2 separate regions of the Homo sapiens genome follow, and region 2 is linked to region 1. A link is a contact called in ENCODE Hi-C data. All regions are on one chromosome and are shown on one strand. Each heading gives the region's core, a stretch centred on a gene start or an enhancer-like site at or near the end of the contact. The rest is flanking DNA. Distances are from core to core; before and after follow the strand shown. Region 1 holds the start of HM13 (histocompatibility minor 13). Region 2 holds the start of RALGAPB (Ral GTPase activating protein non-catalytic subunit beta).

Region 1 (6,655 bases), core at 576-3,075:
TGAGACCAGCCTGGGCAACATGCCGAAACCCCATCTCTACTAAAAACACAAAAAGTTAGCCGGGCGTGGTGGCACACACCTGTGGTCCCAGCTACTGGGGAGGCTGAGGTGGGAGAATCACCCAAGCCCAGAAGGTAGAGGCTGCAGTGAGCTGTGATCATGCCACTGCACTCCAGCCTGGGTGACAGAGTGAGACCCTGTCTCAAAATAATAATAATAATAATAATAATAATAGGCCCTCCTTGAAGTTTTTTGTTTGCACAGTCACACAGTGATGCTTAGATGTTCCAGTATCTAATATAGCCACAGTAGGCTGCAAGCAGTGGCTCATACCTGTAATCCCAACACTTTAGGAGGCTGAGGCAGGAGGATCACTTGAACCTAGGAGTTTGAGACCAGCCTGGCCAACATGGCAAAACCCCATGTCTAAGAAAATATATATTTTTAACTTTTTTAACAATATCAAAAATAAGAATCACATAAATAAACAGATTCTTCAAATTCTGAAAAGAGCCACAAAGCTTTATAAATTGTACAGGGGCATGAACTCGTAAGGTATTATAATTGCCTGGCACATAGTAGGCTCTCAATACATTTGCAAACTCCACACACACCTTACTTTCTTTTGCTTTATTTTTCTCTATTTATCTGCATTAACATGCTATGTAACACATAACTATACATTAACGTTTTACAAATTACAAATTTTTCTTGTTTTTTTTTTTTTTTTTTTTGAGACAGAGTCTCACTCTGTCGCCCAGGCTGGAGTGCAGTGGGCTCACTGCAACCTCCGCCTCCCAGGTTCAAGCCAGTCTCCTGCCTCAGCCTCCCAAGTAGCTGGGATTGTAGGCGCCCGCCACCACGCCCGGCTAATTTTTTATATTTTTAGTACAGACGGGGTTTCACCGTGTTAGCCAGGATGGTCTCGATCTCCTGACCTCGCAATCTGCCCACCTCGGCCTCCCAAAGTGCTGGGATTACAGGCGTGAGCCACCGCGCCTGGCCTTTTTTTTTTTTTTTTTTTTTTTTTTTTTCAGACGGAGTTTCGCTCTTGTTGCCCAGGCTGGAGTGCAATGGCTCAGTCTTGGCTCACTGCAACCTCCGCCTCCCGGGTTCAGGCGATTCTCCTGCCTCAGCCTCCCGAGTAGCTGGGATTACAGGTGCGTGCCACCACGCCCGGCTAATTGTTTGTATTTTTAGTGCAGACGGGGTTTCACCATATTGGTCAGGCTGGTCTCGAACTCGTGACGTCAGGTGATCCACCCGCCTCGGCCTCCTAGAGTGCTGGGATTACAGGCGTGAGCCACTGCGCCCAGCCCATTTTACAGACTTTTATTTTGTTCAGTTTCTTTATTGTCTTCCCAACGTCCCCCCACACACACTGCACTAAAATGCAAACTTCACGAAGGCAAGGAGGAACTTTTGCCTGTATTGTTCACCTCAGTGTCCCCAGAGCCTAGGTCAGTTGTTGGCATATTGAGGGACATTCAATAAATATTTAAGGAGTGAATAAACAATTGGATACCCAATAAATGCATGTATGAATAAACACATTCTTAGTTATTCGGAATATGAGGATTTGCGGAGAGTGGACAGCAGGGGATTGAGGAGACCGGCTGGGACTGGGAAATGGGCATTCGGGTCGCATGCCCACCGCAGTGGCCCAGAGCCCCTGTCCGGACCGCTAACAAGTTGCTTAGCAACCCGCCGCCCGGCCCTCGGCCACCGCTAGAGGGCGAGCGGGCGGGGAGACGTGCACGCGCGCGCGCGTGCGTGCAAGCGTGTGTGCGCGCGTGCGCGGCGCGGGCTTGGGAGGGAGCACGTCACTTCCTGTTGCCTTAGGGGAACGTGGCTTTCCCTGCAGAGCCGGTGTCTCCGCCTGCGTCCCTGCTGCAGCAACCGGAGCTGGAGTCGGATCCCGAACGCACCCTCGCCATGGACTCGGCCCTCAGCGATCCGCATAACGGCAGTGCCGAGGCAGGCGGCCCCACCAACAGCACTACGCGGCCGCCTTCCACGCCCGAGGGCATCGCGCTGGCCTACGGCAGCCTCCTGCTCATGGCGCTGCTGCCCATCTTCTTCGGCGCCCTGCGCTCCGTACGCTGCGCCCGCGGCAAGGTAGGGTCAGCGGGAAAACCGGGCACTTTCCACCCCCATACCGAACACGGCCGACATGGACCCTTCCTAGGCGGGACAGACACCTCTCCCCGGACACTGACTCTTCCCAGCCCTGATCACCACCGTTCCCTCTGTCTCGGGCCCACATTCCGGGGCTGGCATTTCCTACCCCGGGATCTGGGCACCGACCCCCGACCAGGGTATGATACCTTCCCCAATAGGAACTTGCTTCTGCTCCCGACCCGGACCCTGACACTTCCCTCCCTGTGCATCATGCCGCGGCTGGGAACGCTGTCAGCCCGTCCCCCACTGCGACTCGGGCACTGATTGTTCTGAGCCTGTTGGGCCCAGGCAGATCAGCCCCATCATGTATACCTGATGGATACTGGTCCTCACAACTTACTGAATGGTACAATTTCGTGTCATTCCCTGTTAGGAACCCTGCCTCAGCCCACCGCAGGGCCCTTTCTACCATCCAGACCCATCCCTAGACTCTGACTCCTGTCTCACTGGAATCTATGGCACCTTATGTGCTCACCTAGATCCCCCACACCTGGCCCTTGCCCCTGCCTCAAAAACAATGATCTCTTAGAGCCCAGTTTTTCACATCACTTTCTGGAACCATCCCAGTCAGCTGGCTCCTCAGAAGCTGGCATCTTGGTGCCTCTACTTTCCAACTAGGCATGGACGTCTTATTTTCCTGGTTTCCTCTCTTAACTACCATCCAACCTTGGACATGGCCTAGTCAAAACCTAGACCTTGTTCCTAACCTGTAACCCTTTTCCCACCCAGCCTTTGACCCTATCTCAAAGTAGCCCTTCTCCCCATACCCCCAAGACAATCCCCCCACCAAACTGGGCCTGTCTGCTGGGCCACTGTTGGCCCCTCTTGTGAGACTGGGCCAGACTCCATCCCTGGCCTTCCTCAACATCTGTCCTATTGGATAACTAGGAGGACTCCAGCACATTTCACCTTCTGCTTCTCCCTCCCCCTTCCCTGCCCCACTTCTTCCCTATATTAAGCCCTTTCTAGCCCGTTGTACCAATGACTTTTCACTTCCTGGCACCCTCTCCCTTCCTCCACAACCTCTTAATCTGCACCTTCCCGATGCTCCTCCCCCACCCAGACCTGAGGATGGACCTAAGTGGAAGTCTTGCCCAAAGAGGGCAGGCCCACAAAGCAGCTGCCACTTTTGAAACTGCTGAAGCTGAGGTTCTCAAAACACTACCCAACTTGAGCAGTAGCTGAGGCCTGCCATCTTCCTTCCCCAGGAGCAGAGAACTCACTACTGGCTCTGTATGCGATCAGATGCAAAGGAAAGTAGTTAGGCGGGGCTTAGGCTGAGAGACTCAAACATGACTCCATTTTCCTTTTTATTTGGCTTTTTCTAAGCTGAGTTCAGGTGATATTAAGCCTCTCTACTATGCCTGTCAGGTAGACACTTAGTGTAGAGAGCAGTTCTGAGATAACCCAGGACAGAGGAGGCGAAGGACAGCTGGCATAAGGCTAGGCAGCTTGATCTGAGCTGCTCTCCAAACTGAGTAATTCTCCCTGGCACCTTCTGTACATGGATCACTAATCTCTGCAGAAAACACCTTCCAGGCAACAGTATTTCCTGAACTTCCACCACTGTCAGGGGTAAGGGAGGATTGCTGCAAAGATGAGTAGGTCAGAGCCCTGTCACCAAGGAATTCGGGAGCGTAGGTGAAAGAATAATAACTAGATTGTGATTATACTACAAGCAATGCTACAAGGTTTAGGGAGAAAGATTGAGCACATCTGGGACAATGCAGGGAGGCTTTGTGCTAGAGGTAGGCCTGAGCCTTGACGTAGAGGTAGAATTTCAGCCAGGAGAAGGCATTCTAAGCAAAAGAAACCAGGTAAGCAGAGAGAGGTACGGAGGCAGGAGGCTACGAGGCAGTTCAGGAAATAGTGGAAGGTTTGGTGTGGCTGGAACAGAGGGTATGGATAGGAGAAAGCCTTAGCCTCTGAATACCTCTCCCAAGCATCTCCTGCAGGGCAGCAGGGTGTGGAGGACTGTATGAATTTACAAACAGGACCTGACCATTAAGAGCCTGCCACCACCAATGACCCAGATGCGGTAAAGCTTGCAAAACCTTGACGCCCTTTGATGCTCACAGCAACTGAGGTGGCAGGCAGAGCCAGTTTCATTATCCTCATTGTACAGGAAAAGAAACTGAGAGTCAAAGAAATGACTTCTGAAGATCACTCTGCCATTTAGGGGCAGAATCAGGTATGCCTAGTCCTCATCCAGGGCTCTCTCCTAACACAGGTACCTTTAAAGACAAGCAGCATTGACCTAGGGAAAGGACAGGGCAAATGACTCCCCTTCTACCCTGAGTCGTTTCCCTGGTCATGTGAAAAGGAGAGAGAAGAGTTAGTGTGGGGACCCAGTTTTGATTTCCCACCAGTGTTGGACCCCAAAACCAGTTGGGAGAGAGGGAATGTGAGGACAGAATCCCCAAGGGTCAAGGTGTCCATAACAGGCAGGGAAAATTGTGAAATCATGGAGAGAAAGAAGGTAGAGCCTCCAGGAGTATGTTGTGAAGAAGTAGCCTTGGGAGGAGCAGTCTCAGAGCAGCACCCATCACTGTCAGAGTCCTATATCCCAGACAGAAGCGAATATGACCCAGGCAGTAGCTGCACATTAAACATTGGTTTAAAGGGCCCTCAGCGAACAGGACTGGGTGCCTGCTGTGGGCTAGGCTCTGGGCTGGGTACCAGGAGTTCCGGGACAAAGAAGGCCAAGCCCTGCCCTCACTGAGCCCAGTCACCAAGGAGAAACAGACATGTGACTAGTCAAGTAAATAGAGCTCTGATAGGCCTCCTGGAGGGGGCAGCAGTTGTCTCTGCATGGATTGGGAGAGTCCAACAGGCAGAGCAGGAGAAGGTGGGGCAGGGGACCACAAGATGTGTTCAGGGAGGCAGTGAAGAGTGTGGTGTGAGCCCAGGAGAGGGGCTTGGATGTAGTGACAAGATGTTCAGGAAGCCCGTGGCCTTTCTGGGGAAGAGAATCCTGAAAGCAATGCAGCGGTTAATCGTATTGTTACAAAAATACTATACACTTGTTAAAAAAAAAAAAAATCAAGCAGTGCAGAAGTATAAAGGAAAAGCCTCCTGGGCACTATTCCTTGGAAGTAACCCAACTGGCTGTTGAGTATATAACCTTTGAGAGTTTTTTCTGTGTTTACACATTCATTGTATATGTGTCTGTGTATATAGACATGTAAATTTATTTTTATAAAAATTGGATTATATAGTACATATTTCTCTACAACTTGATTTTTTTTTTTTTTTGAGATGGAGTTTCACTCTTGTTGCCCGGGCTGGAGTGCAATGGCGTGATCTTGGCTCATTGCAACTTCTGCCTCCCAGGTTCAAGCAATTCTCCTGCCTCAGCCTCCCATGTAGCTGGGATTACAGGCTGGCACCACCACGCCTGGCTAATTTTGTATTTTTAGTAGAGACGGGATTTCTCCATGTTGGTCAGGCTGGTCTCAAACTCCCGACCTCAGGTGATCCACCCTCCTCGGCCTCCCAAAGTGCTGGGACTACAGGCATGAGCCACCGCGCCCAGCAATTTTTTTTTTTTCTTTAACAATATGTTGGCCAGGCACAGTGGCTCATGCCTGTAATCCCAGCACTTTTGGGAGGCCGAGGCAGGTGGATCACTTGAAGTCAGGAGTTCAAGACCAGCCTGGCCAACATGGTGAAGCCCCATCTCTACTAAAAATACAAAAATTAGCTTTGTGTGGTGGGGCACGCCTGTAATCCCAGCTACTCGGGAGGCTGAGGCACAAGAATCGCTTGAACCCGGGAGGCACAGGTTGCAATGAGCCGAGATCATGCCACTGCACTCCAGCCTGGTCGACAGAGTGAGACTCCATCTCAAAAATAATAATAATAATAATATGTTTCATTATTTTTCTATGTCAGTACATATAGACCTAAAGTTAACCAGACATGATGGCATGCACCTGTAGTCCTAGCTACTCTGGAGGTTGAGGCGAGAGGATAACTTGAGCCCAGGAGTTCAAGGCTGCAGTGAGCCCTGATTGCACCACTGGGCAACAGTGAGACCCTGTCTCAAAAAATATATACATATATATATAGAGAGAGAGAGAGAGAGATCTACCTCATCTTTTATGGTGGGGAGGGTAGGTAATACATGCCCATGGTACAGAATTCAAAAGGTACAAAGGGGTGCACAGTGAAAGTCTCCCTGCTACCCCAAGCTGCCCTATTTCCCTCCTCAGAGGCAGCCCCTCTCCTGTGTTTCTTAGATATCCATCCAGAAAGATTCTGTGTCTTTACAAATAAATAGGCATATACTTTTCCCTGATTTTTTTTGTTGTTGTTTTAATGAGACCGAGTCTCACTCTGTCACCCAGGCTGGAGTGCAATGGCATAACCTCAGCTCACTGCACGCTCCATCTCTTGGGTTCAAGCGATTCTTCTGCCTCAGCCTCCCGAGTAGCTGGGATTGCAGGCACCTGCCATCATGCCTGGCTAATTT
Region 2 (6,575 bases), core at 3,402-5,901, 7.0 Mb after region 1:
CTCAAATGATCTGCCCGCCTGGGCCTCCCAAAGTACTGGGATTACAGGCGTGAGCCACTGTGCCCAGCCGGGTTTAATGCCTTTATAAAAAGCAGAAGAGACACCAAAGCTTCCTCTCTCCAACATGTGAGGACATAGCAAGAAGGCAAGTGGGGAAGAGGGCCCTCACCAGGAACCAAATAGGCCAGCACCTTGATCTTGGACCTCCCAGCCTCCAGAGCTGTGGGAAATAAACATCTGTTGTTTAGACTGTGGTACCCAGGCTGTAGTATTTTGTTATAGCAACCTGAGCAGACTAAGACAGAGGACATAGGCATGGCCAATCCTGGAGGACAGACTGACAGCTGATCCGGAGTCTGCCAAAGTGGTGAGGTGACTGCCCTGGAGTCAGCTGGGGAAGGGGTGCACAGGTAAAGGATGCCTGCCACACGTATCCCCCTCCCCAAGATCACCCTGGCTGCAATAAGCCAGAGGTGGTACTCTGGTCTGAAGACAGAGGTATAAGCCAAGGCATATATCCACTCAGGCAGCTCAAGCACAAGCATTTGCAGAGCCCAGATCCTTGAACTCGTGCTGTGTCCAAGTGAGTGAAAGCATGTCAGCAGCATTTCTGACAGCCTAATCTCATATAATCTAGTGAAAGAAATTCTACACCAGGCAGCAGGAGTGAGCTGCTTGCAAGGCTGCTCTCAGAACCAGATCTGGCCATGACGACTCCATAAACATGAATTCTGGAGCTTCTCAGGGCATCTGGTTGACCCTACATATGTGTGAGAGATGGGTAGGGGTAAGAGAGAGGGTTGGAGAGCACCCTGAAGAGGAGAAACAGCAAATGGGACCCACAGGGAAAGGACTTGGTCTGGAGCTCGGTTGCCCTACCTAGATGGCACCACTCACCCTAGCTAGTCCCAGCCACTGGAGAGAGACTTAGAAAATTTCAAGGTAGAAAATTGTGGTCAACAAGAGTCACATGGGATCTGGTCTAGACAGAGACACCCTTCCTAAATGGCATTGCTAGCCCCAGAAGGGCACTTACAAACTTTTGAGGAATACAGTCCAAAGTGCAGGACCCTCTTAAGGCACAGAGTCTGGCACAAGGGGCCTCACTTGCCTGAATCTAATGGTGTTACTACCATCAACCACTGGATACTATCCACTAAGAATTAACAGTAGGAGCAAGAAGGTGGGTTCAGCACTGAGCCAATGAAGTTTCTATCCGTCCCCTCATCCATCCATCCATCCATCCATCCATCCATCCATCCATCCATCCAACACATGTTCATTGAGCACTTAACACCATGCCAGTATTGTTTTAGGTTCAGGAAAACAGCAATGGGTCTGACCAACTATTTCTACCCCAAGCTGGTACTGCACAATTAAAAAAGAAGGAAAAATAAAACAAGAAAAAAATGGCCACAGACGTATCTCACATACAGCTGTTCATTTACAAACTTTTCTCAATTATGGTTCTTGAAAAGTGTTCCAATTACTGCGACTGTATACAATTTAACCCAAAACTTAGTGGTTGGGGTAAATGACAATGTTTATTTTACTCATGAATCTGCTATATGGACTGCTCAATATTTTTCATGGATCCACATCTCTTATGGGCTGCTCTCAATAGGGTTAGTTTGTCCCTGCTCAGCTTGGTGTCAGGTTGGGGTGGAGGCTTGAAGCCTGGGGGCTGGAATCATCTGAAGGCTTCCTCACTCATATGTCTGGCTATTGATGCTGACTGTCACCAGAAACTTAGCTAGGGCTGGTAGCTGGAACACCTCTTCATGTTTTCCTTATGTGGCTTGGGCTTCCTCCCAACATGGTGGCTGGGGTCCCAGAGTGAGCATTGTGATAGGGAGCAAGCCAGGTAGAAGCTGTGTCTTCTTTATGACCTAGCCCCAGAAATCACATAGCATCACTTTTGCCCTATTGGTTAGAATGGTCACAGACGCAGCCAGACTCAAGGAGAAGGAACATCAATCCCACTTCTCAGTGGGAGGAGTGTCGGTTACATCATAAGGAGAACCATGGGATGGATCATATAGATTGGTATGGCATCTCCCAGAATGATGCTTTCAGGGTAAATAAAACAAAAAAGACTGGTGTAGTGATCTTTGGAAAAAAGTCTGTCACAAAAGCTTATACCGCTGCTCCTCTTTTTTCCAATTCTGTGCCTTTCCAAACACACTATACACAATGATATTTTGACATTACAGTTCAGATGAAGACATTCCCCAGTTTAGTCGATGTTTCTAGTTAGAGATCATGCCGTGGAACAAATTTGAATTGTGCACTATGTTTGGAGATCCAAAATGTTTTACTATGTGTAGCATCTCATGTGTCTCTTAAGTTTATTGTACATGTGTGCTTTTCTCAAATGTTTCAAAGTGTTCTAATGTTTAGTCTTTAATTTTCCCTCAAGGTATATGTGCGTATGTGTGTTTTATTTTTATGTTTGTTTAAGTGAAGACTTCAAAAGTTTTAAAAAATTAGCAAAGAGTGCAGAAAAAACATATCTTTTATGCCAGGCACAGTGATGTGTGCCTTTAGTTCCAGCTACTTGGGAGGCTGAGGCAGGTGGATCGCTTGGGCCTGGGAGTTTGAAGCCAGCCTGGGCAACATAGCGAGGCCCTGTGTCTTAAAAAAACAAACCATCATTTAGAGAACCACTCACTTGCATCTCTCCTCCACCAACTTGCACCTAATATTAAATCTTGTCTTTCTGTCCAGAGCAGTAAGTCTTACTGCCTTACATGTTATGTAAAAACCATATTTTAAGCAAAATTATTTGTTTGTATAATTTTCTGTTGCATCAATATATTTTTTCTGTTAAAAATATTTAGGTGCCTTAGGCTGGAATTGAACACAATTTTGCCCATTTTAATTAATGGGAAAAATTTAACAGCTTTCCACTTAGAAGCAGAATTTCAGGAATGAATTGAAACCACTAGAAGGGTGATAGCTGTATTTTCATCATCTCCCCAAGGGCTTTGGGACAGCTTTCCCATCCTCTGTGCCTGTCACTTTTCCAATTCCCATCACCCGTTGTTCTTCCAGTTAGTCACCCCTCCCTTGTCTGTTACAGGGGTTCAGTATTAATTGTGTTAGAATGCATCTGGTTGCAAGTAACATAAAACTCAACAAACTCTGGTATATATAAGATCCCTCATCCCGATAAGACAGGAAGGTAGTACAGGGTTTGTGTAGCTGCTTGAGTATGACTTAAACAAACAGGCTCCTGTCTTTCTGCTCCACCTTCCTCAGCACAGCCCTCCTCATGGCCTCTAGGCTGCTGTGCTCCCAGGTGTTACCCAGTTCCAAGCATGAAGCAGGGGAAAAGTGAAGGACACAAACTTCTCCAAGGGAAGAAGGAAGGGAAGGTCTCCTTTGATACTTCTGCCTACATCTCAGTGGCCAGGACTTTGTCTCACTGCCACCCTTAGCAGCAAAGAAAGTTGAGAGTTGTGTGCTTTGCTTTTCAGCCCCTGTAGTATAGAAAGGCAAGGGAGTGGTTGAAATAGATCTTGAGTTAGCCAACTACATAATTTGTCACACTGTGTTTAATTGAAATGTATTGCTTGGATCCAGTGTCCTGGACATAGCCTCGTTCCTGTCCTAGCACATTCTTACCCTCCTTTTCCCTCTTCCTTCCTGTAGCTATTTTTCTGGGGGGTGAGGTGTGGTCTTGAGGAAACACTCTTCAGTTTTACCCTTTCTGTGAGGATACTAGTTCCCTTATCACTCATTCCTCCATAGTCTCTTCTAACTGAGGTGAGGAGTCAGAATCTTCTTTGCTCCCTTCTGCTTTTCAGACAACCGTGCCTTCACCTCTACTCAACACCCTGACCCCTCCTCCCTCTCTCAATACCCAAGGTCAGTCTCAAGGCCAGGTCCTCCGTGAAGAATTCCACCATCCCTCCCTCCTCTTCTTTCTCAGTCCAAGTTTCCTCCTTTAGATTCTCAAAGCACTTAAGCTGTACCTCTCCAATGGTATTATTTTCTTCGTTGAAGTGAAAGCAAATTATTGAAAGTGGTACTGTTTACAAAATGTCTAGCGCATGGCAGGTGCTCGAAGTAGTATCTCTTAGTATTATTACTACTGTCTTATCTCGATCAGATTCAGCTCTTTAATGAGAGGCTCTAAATCTTATGTTCGATTCACCTTTGTAACCCACACCGGGCCTGGAATAGAGCACTGTTCATAATTAATGCTGTGCCCGTGTAATAAGACGGCGGCGAGCAAAGGGCATCATTTCAGAGGAAGAGTGCTGTAATGGTGGGATGGGAGAAATTCCTAGAACCTAGGTGGGAGCCAGAATCTTGCAGAGAAGCCCCTTATCCGTCTGCACCGAAAGCAGGTAGAGTGGATGCCGTAAGATTCCTAAGGACGCAGGTAGAGCGCCTCCTCTGTGCCGCGATGAGGTAGGTGCATCCGTCACTTCACTCCTCCCTCTCCACTTGATCCGGAATGGGAGGAACGCAATGCGTCCCGCGCGGCGATCTGGGATAGCTGCGCAGGCGCAGCTTCCGGCTCTGTGTCTCGGGAATTATTTGACGCCACCGGTTCAGCCCCGTAGAAAGCTCTGATTAGGCGCACCGCGCACGCGCAGTGGCCCACTTGGCTGGGGAGTTATTTGACGCCGCCGCCCCTGGCAGTCGGAAGTTGCCTGAGCAGATCCCAGCCGGCTGGCTCGAGTGGCCTTCGTCGTCCCTTGGCGCCCTGGGAGAGTCGCTGACGGGTGGACTGACGGACCGCCTGAGGACGGCCGGCCAGGGCGGTGAAAGCGCCAGCCCTATGGCGCGGGTCGCGTGAGGCGGAAGGCCGAGGACGGCCGGCGGCGGCGCCCGCCCCGGCGATGCGGGCCCCGCCCGTCGCCTCAGGTAACCGGGCAGCCGGCCCCGCCGCGGCCGGACCCTCCCCTCTCCTTCCCTCTCTTCCCCACCTGGCGGTCAAGGGACGGCTGAGGCTTGTTTCTCGGCTCTGGGTGCTCCAGGGGCCCGGCCTTTGGAAGCTCATCTGCAAATTTTTGGGAGACCCACGGGGGCGGGGAAAGCTTGGCCCTGGAGTGGGCGGCTGCTGTCGAGTCTGTGTAAACCCGGTCTAATCCTTGGGAGCTACCCCGGCCAGGCGAAGCTCTCTCCTGGCAACCTGGGGGAGGGGGCGGGTCTGGAGCGGAGCTAGACAACTCCCGCAAAGAATTTGGTCCAGCAGAAAGGTTAGGCAAGTTGCTGCCGCCCAGTGGGGACGATGCTGCCCATTGCACAGTGACACTTTGATGAGGGAGAGTTGATGATGGGAGTAAACAGCTAACCCCCATTAAGCGCTTCTTATCCGCCAGGCATCATGCCAGGCCATTACGTTCTCCACGTCTAACTTCACAGCAACCCTGTGAGGTAGGATTGTTGTCCCCATTTTACTGACGAGGCAACTGAGTCCCTGGGTGGTTGGGTGACTTAATTACCCAAGGTCACATAGCTAGTAATTTGAACCGGAGCATCCGACCCAAGTGCTTAACAATTAGGGCAGTGGCTCTCCAACTTTGCTACACTGTAGAATCACCTGGGGGAAATTGTAAAGGTTTCTGATGCCCATGTGGCATCCCAGACCAAAACAATCAGAATGTCTGGAGTTGAAAGCCAGACTTCAATATTTTTTTTTTAAAGATGCCCAAGTGATTCCAGCTTGCAGCAAAGTTTGGGAACCGCATGTAATTTGATAATTCTGCATCTCAAAAAGCATCTCTCTTTCTCCAGCTTAAGTGTGCAGGAGAATTGTCTGGGAGCTTGTTAAACTTGCAGGTTCCACCCGCAGAGATCTTTAGGTTGACTGACCACTACACCTTGTGAAAGACTGTTAGGGATGGAATTCTCTGCAGGGATTCTGAGTCATCTGGAACATTTAAAATGTATGCATCTTATGCAAACTGCTCGTTTGCAATTTTCCTAAATATACAGTACTTATAGGTGTAGCGTCTGTAACCTCTGGGTCGTTTTTACATATGCTGGAAGTCTGCCTAGACCATCCTCTGAACGTTCTGGCCATCCCACCCAAACGCACACACTTCTGCTCTCTCCTATATGCATATACACACCCTTTTCTTTTCTTTCTTTCTTTTTTTTAGACAGAGTCTTGCTCTGTTGCCCAGGCTGGAATGCAGTGGCATGATCTTGGCTCACTGCAACTTCCGCCTCCTGAGCTCAAGCAGTCCTCCCACCTCAGCCTCTCAAGTAGCTGGGACTACCACGCTTGGCTAATTTTTGAATTTTTTTTGTAGAGATGGGGTTTCTCCATGTTGCCCAGGCTGGTCTCAAACTCCTGGGCTGAAGCAGTCCACCCACTATGGTCTGCCATAGTGGTGGGATTACAGATGCGAGCCACTGTGCCAGGCCTACATACCCTTTTCTTCCTGTCTCTGGCTGCATTAGCTTTAAGCATTCCCTTCAAGATACCTCTGTCCCTGACCCCTACCCACCTTGAGTCCTTCCAATTTGCTCTTTAGGAACATCGTAGTGAAACTTATCAGTTATTTTTCTGAGTTGTAGTTCTATCCCTACTTCTAGATTATGAGAAGCTTTAG

The links. A loop is a pair of places that touch in the nucleus more often than their neighbours do. Pooled maps may share reads with other maps.
Region 2: a loop to region 1 is called in a pooled map, with 27 times the contacts of the local background. The contact joins the promoter of RALGAPB here to the promoter of HM13 in region 1. A Hi-C loop is called at or near these places in 2 of 50 pooled maps.

Annotation. Positions count from the first base shown.
Region 1 is chr20:31,512,617-31,519,271 of GRCh38, forward strand. HM13 (histocompatibility minor 13) reads left to right here and starts at 1,826. Exons shown (of 13, transcript NM_178581.3): 1 at 1,826-2,118. The coding sequence starts at 1,936. RefSeq lists a silencer at 2,423-2,492.
Region 2 is chr20:38,468,192-38,474,766 of GRCh38, forward strand. RALGAPB (Ral GTPase activating protein non-catalytic subunit beta) reads left to right here and starts at 4,652. Exons shown (of 30, transcript NM_020336.4): 1 at 4,652-4,878. RefSeq lists an enhancer at 4,373-4,442 and a silencer at 4,733-4,932.